3 separate regions of the Homo sapiens genome follow, and regions 2 and 3 are each linked to region 1. The links are chromatin contacts, found by Hi-C or POLR2A ChIA-PET in ENCODE. All regions are on one chromosome and are shown on one strand. Each heading gives the region's core, a stretch centred on a gene start or an enhancer-like site at or near the end of the contact. The rest is flanking DNA. Distances are from core to core; before and after follow the strand shown. Region 1 overlaps LOC105378379 (a long non-coding RNA gene). Region 2 overlaps LOC105378379 (a long non-coding RNA gene). Region 3 has its middle 290 kb from the start of ZMIZ1-AS1.

Region 1 (3,475 bases), core at 268-2,767:
GCTGTAAACAACTAGGAAAATGGAACAAATATATGAAACAACACTTTCTAGGATGAGACAAGGGCACTGATTCCTGAGAGTAGGGCAGGGGAGAAGTGAATCCCACAATTATCCAGGCCTTCTGGCTGTGAGCCCCTCGCTTTCTGCCTAGAGATGAGTTCCAGATCAGAGGCACAGGAGGAAGTCAGACTTCATAGCCTCACTGAATTGAAGAGACAGAAATGGAAGTTCAGGAAGGCTGAAATGGCTGGAAGTTGCAGGACATATTTCCAGAAGAGAAGAACTAACTCAAAAAAAGCTCCAGAAATCTGCAGAGCTATCCCCTTGATGTGTACTAGGCCTGCTTGCATAGAATGAAATGCCACAAAACCAGGCAAACAACCAATGGGGAGTCGTAAACCACACAACTCCCAGAGTTCACACAGGGCAGAGAGACATTGGAAGTCTGGCAAGGAGAATGGAGAGTCCTCAGTGATCACCTGGGGCATTCAGTGGGGCCTCAGAGGAATTGCACCTAAACATTCAGCCTAAACCATCCCAACAGTGAGGGTGACTCCAGACCTGCCCTGGCAACTCCCAGAAACAGGCTGGAAGCAATCTAATAATCCACAAGCAGCTCAACTGCTTTCCGGAACAAAATCCAGACACTCAGCAGCACACAAGTCACCATGTCCATCATCCACTACCAATTACCAGACATACCAAGAAGCAGGAAAGTGCGGACTATAACCAGAAGGAAAATCTGTCAAAAGAAAGAGATGAGAAATAGCAGAGATGATGGAGCCAGCAGACGAGGACTCTGAAACAGCTATTGTGTTCAACCATCTAAAGGAAAACAGGGACACAAGAAAGACAAAAGTAGGAGAAATCAAGAAGAAGACTCCAAAGATAAAAATTGCTCTATCTGAAATGAGTATTTCACTAGATTAAATTAACAATGGATTAGATCCTACCAGGAAAAGGCTCAGTAAACTTAAAGACTTAGAGAATAAATTTATCCTAAGGGAAGTGCAGATACTGAAAAACCAGCAGAGCCTCAGTAAGCTATGGGACAATACCAAACAGCCAAACATAAGCATGAAAGGGAGAGAGGCAAAAAAAAAAATGCATAAAATAATGGCTGAACATTTCCAAATTTGATGAAATGTATAAGCTCACATACCCAAAAAGGTCAATGAACCCCAGGAAGGATAAACACAAAGGAAACCAAGCCACAACGCATTACAAACAAATTGCTGAAACCAATGATAAAGAAAAAAATGATAAAGCAGTCAAAGGGGGTAAAAAGATAATTTATAGAGAGAGGGACAAAAGCTTGAAATCATTCTGAAAGGCCTGGGAAGCAGTTTCCAGAGAAAAGATTGAGGGTTGGGCAAAACCCAATCATACTGGCCAGATGGAGGGGCTTGGACTTGATTCAAAGGGTGGTAGGGGGCAGGAGGGCTTTAGATGGGGGCTGGGGAGTGCTGTCTTCAGATCTGTGTGGAGGGAGGTGCACTCCAGCCTCAGTGTGAAAAACTGTCGGAAAGCCCAGGCAAGGCACCCATGGAATGGGGCAGTGACAGAGAGGACAGCACAAGTGCACCAACCAAGAGGTATTTAGGAAGTGGGGTCCTCTGGACTTGGGGTGGACAACAGACAGCAGGAGGAAGCATTGCCTCTGGCTGGGCCGTAAGCAATGGGTGGACATGGCACCATGGAGACAGGAACACAGGGATGATAGAGTTGGGGAGAGAATGAGTTCAGTGCCGGACAGCTCCCATTGAATGTGCTGTGGTGCAGGTCCTGCAGAAGTGTCTGGTGGGCTCATAGATGTGCACTTGGCAAAGATGGCAGAGACCAGGGCTTCTCCAATGGAAGTGCATTCAACTCACCCTGCCACCTGGAGACCTTGTTAGGAAACAGACTCCAATTTAGTCTGTCTCTTGTAGGACAGGATCTGCATTTCTCTAAGGGGCTCCCATGATGTTGATGGTTGATATACCACAGTTACAGGAGCAAAGGTAGAGCACACACCACACAGAAGAGGTATTTTGTTGTTAATATTTCTCTTGTTCTCACCCCCACTCTGTATTTCCAGAGGCAGAGATGTTCTCTCTCTCTAAAGAAAGCAAAAAACAAAAACAAAATCTCTATCCTCTCTATCAGCCACCACCCACCCTCCCCCTCCAAACAGACAAGTGTCAGGCAACTGGCTGCTTTCCAAATTTCCCTGCCTGGCTCACCCGCTCTTAAAATACCCTCAGTCATAGATGCTTCTAGAATGTGAGCTGACCTGGAACACTGCGTCAAGGGCAGCAAAGCTTTCAAGCAGTTTCCTGGAACAAAAAAAAGAGAGAGAGAGGAGTGTCTCTGAAAATTAGACTTAGCATATCGCACAAGGGGCAAAGAATAGAGAGACTGGATTTGTTGGAAAGAATGCCAGCTGCCTGCCTAATGCACCTCGCTGCATCTCAGTCTTTTCGCCCATAAAACAGAGGCCATGGCACCCACCTTGCAAAGTGCTTGTGAGGAGGAAGCAAGATTTCACATGTGAACTGGTGTCTCTTCAGAATGGCCTGGCCTCAGGGTCAGCTGCACCTGGGCTCCAACCCTGGTCCCATCGCCTATTATAGAAGCAGTTCTTAAACATCTGTATAAACTTCTCTGGGCCACTTATCAAATAAGGATAGCAAAAGTCACCACACAGGGGTGTGACAATGACAAAATGAGTCCAGTCCACAAGGTACCTAGCACAACATCTACACATAACAGGAGCACAATTTGTGCTAGTTGCTTCCTCCACCTTCCTCTGCTGGAGACAATTTGTTAAGAATTCACAAAGACCCCTGTTTATCCCTCCCGTTATTTTTAACATTGCATAAATTGCTTGCCATTCTCTCTTCTCTCTCTCCCATTCCCCCTTTGACAGGCTTCCCACAATCCCACCTACATGAGGCTGAGAAATTCAAAAGGAAAAATAACCTTTGGTGTAGATTAGCAGATGATAACACAATGCCAAGTCATTTTCTCATCAGGCATTCCTGATGGCATCGGTGCTGTGGCTGGCTGCCCCTGCCTATCACCCTTCTCTGTGTCAAGGCACATCTCCCACCCTGGTGCCCAATTAAACTATCCAGTTTCCAGAGTCCACTCACTGGGACCCCTCAGAGCCCAAGGCAAAAAATGTGCCCAGTTTGTGAAAAAGGAAATCAAAGCACAACTACAAAATGCTAGACGGTCTCCAGAACCAAAGGTGACTTAAGAGCTCTGAGCTTCCAGCCAAATTAGCCACTGGATCCACAGGCAGGAAGATCCTTAAAAGACTTCAAATGGGCATGTCCCAAGCTAGATACTGCCTGCCTCAGTGGCTGCATCACTGCAGAACGGGTTTCTAGTTCCCCCACTGGCCCTAGTTTAGATAGTAAGAGATCTTCCTTGGACACAGCCCTCGGGTTGATTCAGATGGGTGGAAGGCAGGGAGGGCCAGGAGAAA
Region 2 (3,355 bases), core at 681-3,180, 38 kb before region 1:
GTTTGGGTGTTGTCAGAGGAAAGGACAGAAGTTCGGGGTCAACATAGACTCTCTGGAGAGAGACAGGAGGGTCTGGACTGGAGCGAGGCGGCAGTGCCTGGGGAGAAGAGCATGCCAGGGTTGTGGAATTGTGCCAGTTTGGTTGTCAGAGACTGGAGATGGAGGAAGGGAAAGGAGGATCCAGGGGTCACAGAGGCAAAAGTGGAAGCTGACCCAGCTGATGCCTAGACTGGAGTCCACCCCCAGCCCTCTCGGCCCCACATTAGGGCTCATTAGCACTTCTTCTAACTTACCAAGAAATTCAATGTCCTACAAAATAACCAGCCGAGCCCCAAGGGAGCCAGAAGGCCTATTCATCACAGCTGGGGTTTCCAAGGACCTCACTGTCTGTCCCATGGATTTCATCCTGTGAAGAAGCTGGCCCACCATGGGAAGAGAGACTAATTGGTATCTCCATAGCTTGGACTATTTTTTCCACTGGATCTGCAGTTTCTGGGTAAACAGTCATCAAATCAGCATTCAGCATGAGCTGAAGGAAAGTTTGCACACTTGCCATGTGGCCTAAATTAAGTGAGTGGTGCAGTCAGTAAAGCATGTGTGCTAAAAAATAAACATTTAAGATGTCAGGGTTGAAGATACTCTTGTAGCCTTTTAAGGAAGGAGATGTCAATTTCTTCTTTTAAAATTCCAAATAAAAATGTCACTAACAATATTTCTGATATCACTTCACAAGTGTCAGCCCATGCAAGCAATAGTGTGTGTGCATACATACAAGGGTGTGTGTGTGAGAGAGAGAGAATGAAAAGGCATGTACATACACATGCACAATAGATATGTGGATTTCTGTACGTTTGTGATTGTGACAGTGAGTTAGTGGGTATGTGAGTGCATGTGCATGTGTGTGTGTATGAATGTGAATGTGAGCATTTGAGTGTGTGCCTGTTTATGTATTGTGTGTGAAGGTGTGAGTGTGTGCATGTGCACATGGGTGTGTGTATGAGTGGGTGTAAGTGTGGACGTGCACGCGTGGGTATATTGTGTGTGTGAAGGTGTGTGTACACATGCACATGTGCATTGTGTAGATGTGTGAGGGTGTGTGTGTGAGGGCAGGGGTGCACACCTGTGTCCCTGAGAGTGTGTGCACGCCCATGTGTGCATGTGTGCCACTCAGGACAGCATGCACACATGGCTGCTCTGTCTCCTAGCAGCCTGCCTATCAGCTCCTCCCTGCATTCTTCCACGGCAGGCCCCAAGGCTGTGGCCAAGAAAGCAATCAGGCATCCCATTTGTATCTTGCCTGTCATCCACCCAAACAGCGGGCAGGCAGGGGCAAAGGGAAGGTGCCAGCCCTGCTCCTCAGATGCCCAGGCCTCCCCTACAATGGAGGAGGACTTGGCCAGACTGGGGGGCTGGCCCCACACTTCTACTGCACTCCCAATTACTGGCACCTTCTGAGTGGCTTATGGAAAAGGCACTGGTTGCCATGAGGAAGATATTCCACTGGAGCATTCCCATTCTCCACAAAAAGAACCTTCAGCATATTATACACATTTCTCAATGTGATTATCCCCAGCCCACACACACAGCTTGGAGGATTAAAACATAAAATACAGTCTGCTCCCCACACATGAGACCAACACTACAACTGGCATCATAATAAATAAATGAAGTGGCCTCTCCTCCTCCTTTCCCTCTCCTCTCCTTCCTCCTCCTCCCCCATTCCCTCCTCCTCTCCTCTCCTCTCCCTCCTCCCTGGTTCTCCCTCCTCCCCTCTCCCCTCCACCTCTGCCTGGTGCTGGGCTTGTTTTGCTTCTTGTCTTCTGGATCCCATCAATCCCCTCCTGCCCCTCCCCACACAGCCCACGGCGGGCAGCATCACCGCAAGGAACGTCACCCCATGCTGCTGCTGCCACCATGGAATGAGGGCTTTGTTCAACAAGCCACCCAGGGTTCTGTTTGCTGCCTCTGCCGCAGAGGGTTCACTACACTAAATGCTGGCAGAAGGGCGGAGTGAGGGCGGGAGGAGGGAGGAAGGAAGATTTTATAAGCAAATGGCTTCATGGATCATTGAAGGGACATTAGGAAGCATCCCGGAGCACCTAAAACCAAACGCCTCAGTGCAAATGGATGGAAGGGCGTCAGCTGTGGAAACTGGAGCTATTGCGAGCAGCTTGGGTTGCTAGGGAACAGCCCTGAGAACGTTTTGTCTTCAGGCTGCAGATCCTGGATCCTCCTGGGATTTCCAGTTCTAGAGCCACTGCCAGCCAGTGGTGCCAGCATCAGCAGGCGATGGGGCTAGGAAATCTGTGCAGTCCCAGGAGGCTGTGGGCCAGGCAGAGGGGCCCCAGGCTGCCTCTGAGATTGAGTGTGCATTAGGGGATAGGTTTGGGGAGCAGCCCATGCTGGTGATTTTCTTTAAACAAAAATGCTGGTGCCCAGCTTGGTACAGAAAGCCTGGGAGACAGGGGTTTCAACTTCCTGATAACAGTGCTCCAATTCGGAGCCCAGATCTGGTTAGTTCTGAGCTCAGCAACCCTGCCTGTGCACACTGTCCCCTCACATTCCTTCCTCTGGGCTTTCTCTCCACCAGCCCAGCCCCAGGACCATTCTCTTAAGAGCTCTTGTCAGCCCAACCGACTTGACCTCAGCTCTTTGGGGAGCAGGGGACTTTTTTTTTTTTTTTGAGACCAAGTTTCGCTCTTGTCACCCAGCCTGGAGTGCAGCGGTGCAATCTCGTCTCACTGCAACCTCCGCCTCCCAGGTTCAAGTGATTCTCCTGCCTCAGGCTCCCAAATATCTGGGACTACAGGCACTGGCCACCACACCCAGCTAATTTTTGTATTTTTAGTAGAGATGGTGTTTCACCATGTTGGCCAGGCTGGTCTCGAACTCCTGACCCCAGGTGATCCTCCCACCTCGGCCTCCCAAGGTGCTCAGATTACAGATGTGAGCCACCACGCATGACTATGGCACCTTTGATGGTACTTATACGCCAGTTAAATAATAAGTGATGTGCAGTGGTTCTTGTCTGTACACATTAATTAGGCTGTGTGGGGAGGGACAAGGGCTGGTTCTGTTCTCATTGTTTCACTAGCTATGGATAGTTCTAGGTTTTGGCTCACAGTCCAGTTTTTGTTAAGGTGCTGATGGAACACTTGCCAATGGCCCGGTTCAGTGCTGAATAGGAAGAAGAGCTGGCCAACTTGAGTTATTACATCTCTGCCACTCAAGGTGATGTCAGGTAAGCTGTTGACTCCAGCTGATCCTCAGTTTTTCTATCTGTAAAATGGGCTCATGATTAGCTAAAATAGCGTGCAGAAAGTACAGAGCACAGTAGATATTCCCACCCTTTGCA
Region 3 (3,370 bases), core at 848-3,347, 50 kb after region 1:
CGGCTGAGCCTTCACTTATTTATTTATTTTTGTTTGCAGCTCTCAGCCCGACTCGGCAAACCAGGTCATGAAGGGGAGAAGCTCATGTCTGTCTTGCAGCCTGATTTCCCACGGAAAGGCCCCATGTTTACAGTTCTGGGGTTTCCCAGCAAAGAGTAACACTCCAGTTGGAAGCTCATGTGGCCAAAGAATGTCTCCGGATCAGAGAAAGGCAACACACCACCCAAGAACACAGCTCTGTGGGGGGTCCCAGGAACAGGGTTGAAAAAGCAAAGGGAAAAAATATATAGCATTAATTTAGCATCTACTGTGTGCTAGGTAGTATGCTAGAGATTTCATCTCAGCTCATTTATCCTTAAAACAATCATACTGGGTGGGCAATTCTCAATCCTATCTGTACAGAAAATTTGTAAACATCATCAGTGGTTCTGGCTTCATTTTTCTGGGTGGGCCCTGGGCATAGTATTTTTAAAAGCATCCCAGGAGATTCTAATGGGCAGCCAGGGGTGAGAAATGTGGCCTTAAGCAGTGTTTCTCAAACTTCTGTGTGCATAGCAACAAATCTCTTGGATCTTATTAAAATACAGATTCCAATTCAACAGGCTGGGCCAAGGCTGTATTTCTGCATGTCTAGCTAGCTCCCAGGGGATGCCCAAACTGCTGGTCCCTGGACCACACTTTGAGGAGCAAAGGTGTAGCCTATAAACTCCAAGGCAGTAAGACTTATTGCTGCATCCCAAGTACCTCCAACAACGCTAGGGCTGAGTAGCTGCAGAATAAATATTTGTCAAAGGCATAAAGAAATGAACAAGGCTCAGAGGCAGGTATTGTGTGGCTGTCATGTGAGCTGGGGGACTGTGCACAAGTTACTTAAATATCTCATTCACTCCAATTTTCATTTGAAAGATGGGAGCAGTCATATTTTGAATTCCAGTGGGTTATTTGAAGGATTAAATGAGATGATGTGCAGACTGGTTATTAGATGATGTTAAAAATTATTGCTTACTTTTTAAGGTATGATAATAGATGTGTGGTTTCAGTTTAAAAATATTTTAACTAGTAGCAACACATACTGACGTATTTACAGGTGAAGTGATACAATGTTGGGTGTTTGCTTTAGATATTCCAGCAGAGAATGATGAAGTGAAGAAGAAAAGGAGGAAAAAAGAGGGGGAAGGAAGAGAAAAAGAAGAAAAGCAGGAGGAATTGATTTAAAAACAACAACAACAAAAAATGCCAATTGTTATTGAAGCTGGGTAGTGAGTATAAGGGAGGCCCTCGCTATTCCATTTTTGCATACATTTTCCATGATAAAAAGTTAACAATAAATTAAAAATGTGATAAAGCAGATAACATGCTTAACTTGGCTCCTGATTTATAGCAAGTGCTCAATACACAGTAGGTCCTGTTTCTTTGACTTGGCTGTGATCACGAGGCACCCACCAGTGCACCCTCCAACCCTGAGTGATGTGTGCTGCGTCCCAGCATCAGAAAGAGGAAGGATGAGATTTGAAACGAGGTCTTCACAGTGCTCCGCCCACAGCACCCCATGGCTAAGAAGCAGTGTTAGTTTACCTTCCCTAACAATTAGCAGCCATGGCTATGGTAAAAATAAGAACCATTATGGAATACTACGTCAGGCCTTTTGCATGCATTATTTAATTACACGATTTATTTACATTATTTAATTACATTAATTAATTACATTGTTTCAGCCCTGCAAAACCCTATGAGGTAGATGCCATTCCTACCACTCCCCAGGTAAGCAGAAGACTCAGAGCTGAGGTGCCCTGGCCAAGGGGACCCTGTCCGCCCTGGACATCCCAGTATGCACGGGTGGCCTCTGCATTATTTAATCTGTGACCTGCTTTGGCATCTCACTCCTGGTCTCAGCTCCTGAGGCACATCCTGCCTGCCCTCCTCACTGCTGCGTCTCTAGTGCCTGCATCCACAAGGTAGACCCTCAGGCAACAGCTCTTGCCTGCCCCCCAGCTGGACCCTGGCATGGGTGCCCAGGCACATGGAGGGGACAAGTGGCCCCTCCCTTCCCCTCCCTGTCTGAACCCGGAGGGTGGGATTTCCGTCCTAGGACTGAGCTATTATAAGTACAAGGCCGCCTGCTCCCCTGGGCTGCACACCAAGTTCTGCTGCAAACTCCAGCATGAATGGCAGCCATTCTCTGCCCAAACTCCAGCTCACTTCAGCTGTGTAGTCTGGGAAGGAAGACCTCAGCCTTCCCCAGGCCTGTAAATACCAAAGCCACACACGCAGCAGGACTGCAGCAGCCAATAAATCTTGGCCCCAGGGTTCTCTTAAAGAGGCAGAGCTTGGGACCAACACCAGGCCAGGCCCTGCCTGGTGACAGCCAGCACTCCATCCACCTCCCCTCGTCCCAGCCCCAGGATGAGGACAGAGAAGGCAAACATGCAGCAGGCACTCTCCCCATAAGCTTGCTTCTCTTGCTTTATAAAATCTAACTTTTTCCCCCTCTGCTGCTCACCCTAGGGTTAGGCTAACAAGGAGTCCAGTGGGAATGAGCATGATACATTTTCTGGACGTCAGAGCCACTGGACTGGTGCAAGAGGCTGTGTGGGAAAGCAGCGATCCCTTGGGCTGTCCACAAGGCAAGCTAGGGGATGCCAAGGTGGACAGGCAGAGTCAGGCAAGAGAATAAGCCCAGCACGTTCCACCCCTAGCAGGCATCGTGGCCACTGGTGAGGACACTGAGACCTGCAGTGCTGAAGATGAGAGGTGGACATGGCTGACCTCCTTTCATGCCACACCAGAGAAAAATGAGGCATGCGAAGTCCAAACGGGCAGGCAGCTCACCCAGGGGGCCCAGGGCAGTGCCAGGGCTAGACCCTTGCTCTCCATAAGAGGTGTCTTTGATTGTTCTTTGGATAGGATGTGTCTTTTTATGAGGAGAAGTCTGGTATTTAATTGCATCCTCCTAGAAATGAGATGTTCCGTTTCTCCTGGAGTCCATTTCCCATGCGCTAACAAACCCCCCGGATTTGTAAGATATCCAAGCCTTTTGTCTTGGATATCTTGCCTGGACACCTCGTTCTGCATGGCGCCCCTGCAGCATGCATCCTGTGCTCCTGCTTTGGCCACAGCTGGCCCTGTGGAAGGATTGATGCTGGGGAGACATGGCTCCTGCCCTAAGGAAGTGCACAGTTTGGGTGGAAGTTGAGAACCCCTGTCCTGTCCGGCTCTGCACCCTCTGGCTACCTGAGTGGGGTGCTGGGTAGACCTTCGCTGTTACCCGGGATCAGAGGACAGAGGGACCTGATGAGCCCAAGAGAGCATGGCAGGCTTCTCTCACCAGGAGGACAGATGGGAGCTGGGTGAGAGGATGGGGTCAATCAGA

What was found. A loop is a pair of places that touch in the nucleus more often than their neighbours do. ChIA-PET counts read pairs that join two places held with the same protein, here RNA polymerase II (POLR2A). Pooled maps may share reads with other maps.
Region 2: a map of DLD1 shows a loop between it and region 1 (5-fold over the local background). The contact joins two enhancer-like sites. A Hi-C loop is called at or near these places in 1 of 168 maps with a recorded cell type or tissue (DLD1) and 1 of 50 pooled maps. POLR2A ChIA-PET finds 5 or more read pairs at or near these places in 2 of 52 experiments (Panc1 and naive thymus-derived CD4-positive, alpha-beta T cell).
Region 3: a pooled map shows a loop between it and region 1 (2.1-fold over the local background). The contact joins two enhancer-like sites. A Hi-C loop is called at or near these places in 1 of 168 maps with a recorded cell type or tissue (breast epithelium) and 2 of 50 pooled maps. POLR2A ChIA-PET finds 5 or more read pairs at or near these places in 3 of 52 experiments (BJ, K562 and OCI-LY7).

What each region holds. Positions count from the first base shown.
Region 1 is chr10:78,725,699-78,729,173 of GRCh38, forward strand. All of the region lies in intron 1 of LOC105378379 (a long non-coding RNA gene), which reads right to left. Among named protein-coding and RNA genes, the nearest start is that of ZMIZ1-AS1, 340 kb to the right of the region's middle. Within about 2 kb of position 1,518, at least 4 of the 41 ENCODE cell types and tissues checked have a DNase peak (open chromatin) inside an H3K27ac peak, as active enhancers do.
Region 2 is chr10:78,687,286-78,690,640 of GRCh38, forward strand. All of the region lies in intron 1 of LOC105378379 (a long non-coding RNA gene), which reads right to left. Among named protein-coding and RNA genes, the nearest start is that of ZMIZ1-AS1, 380 kb to the right of the region's middle. Within about 2 kb of position 1,931, at least 6 of the 41 ENCODE cell types and tissues checked have a DNase peak (open chromatin) inside an H3K27ac peak, as active enhancers do.
Region 3 is chr10:78,775,459-78,778,828 of GRCh38, forward strand. No RefSeq gene overlaps it. Among named protein-coding and RNA genes, the nearest start is that of ZMIZ1-AS1, 290 kb to the right of the region's middle. RefSeq lists an enhancer at 1,522-2,409. Within about 2 kb of position 2,098, at least 15 of the 41 ENCODE cell types and tissues checked have a DNase peak (open chromatin) inside an H3K27ac peak, as active enhancers do.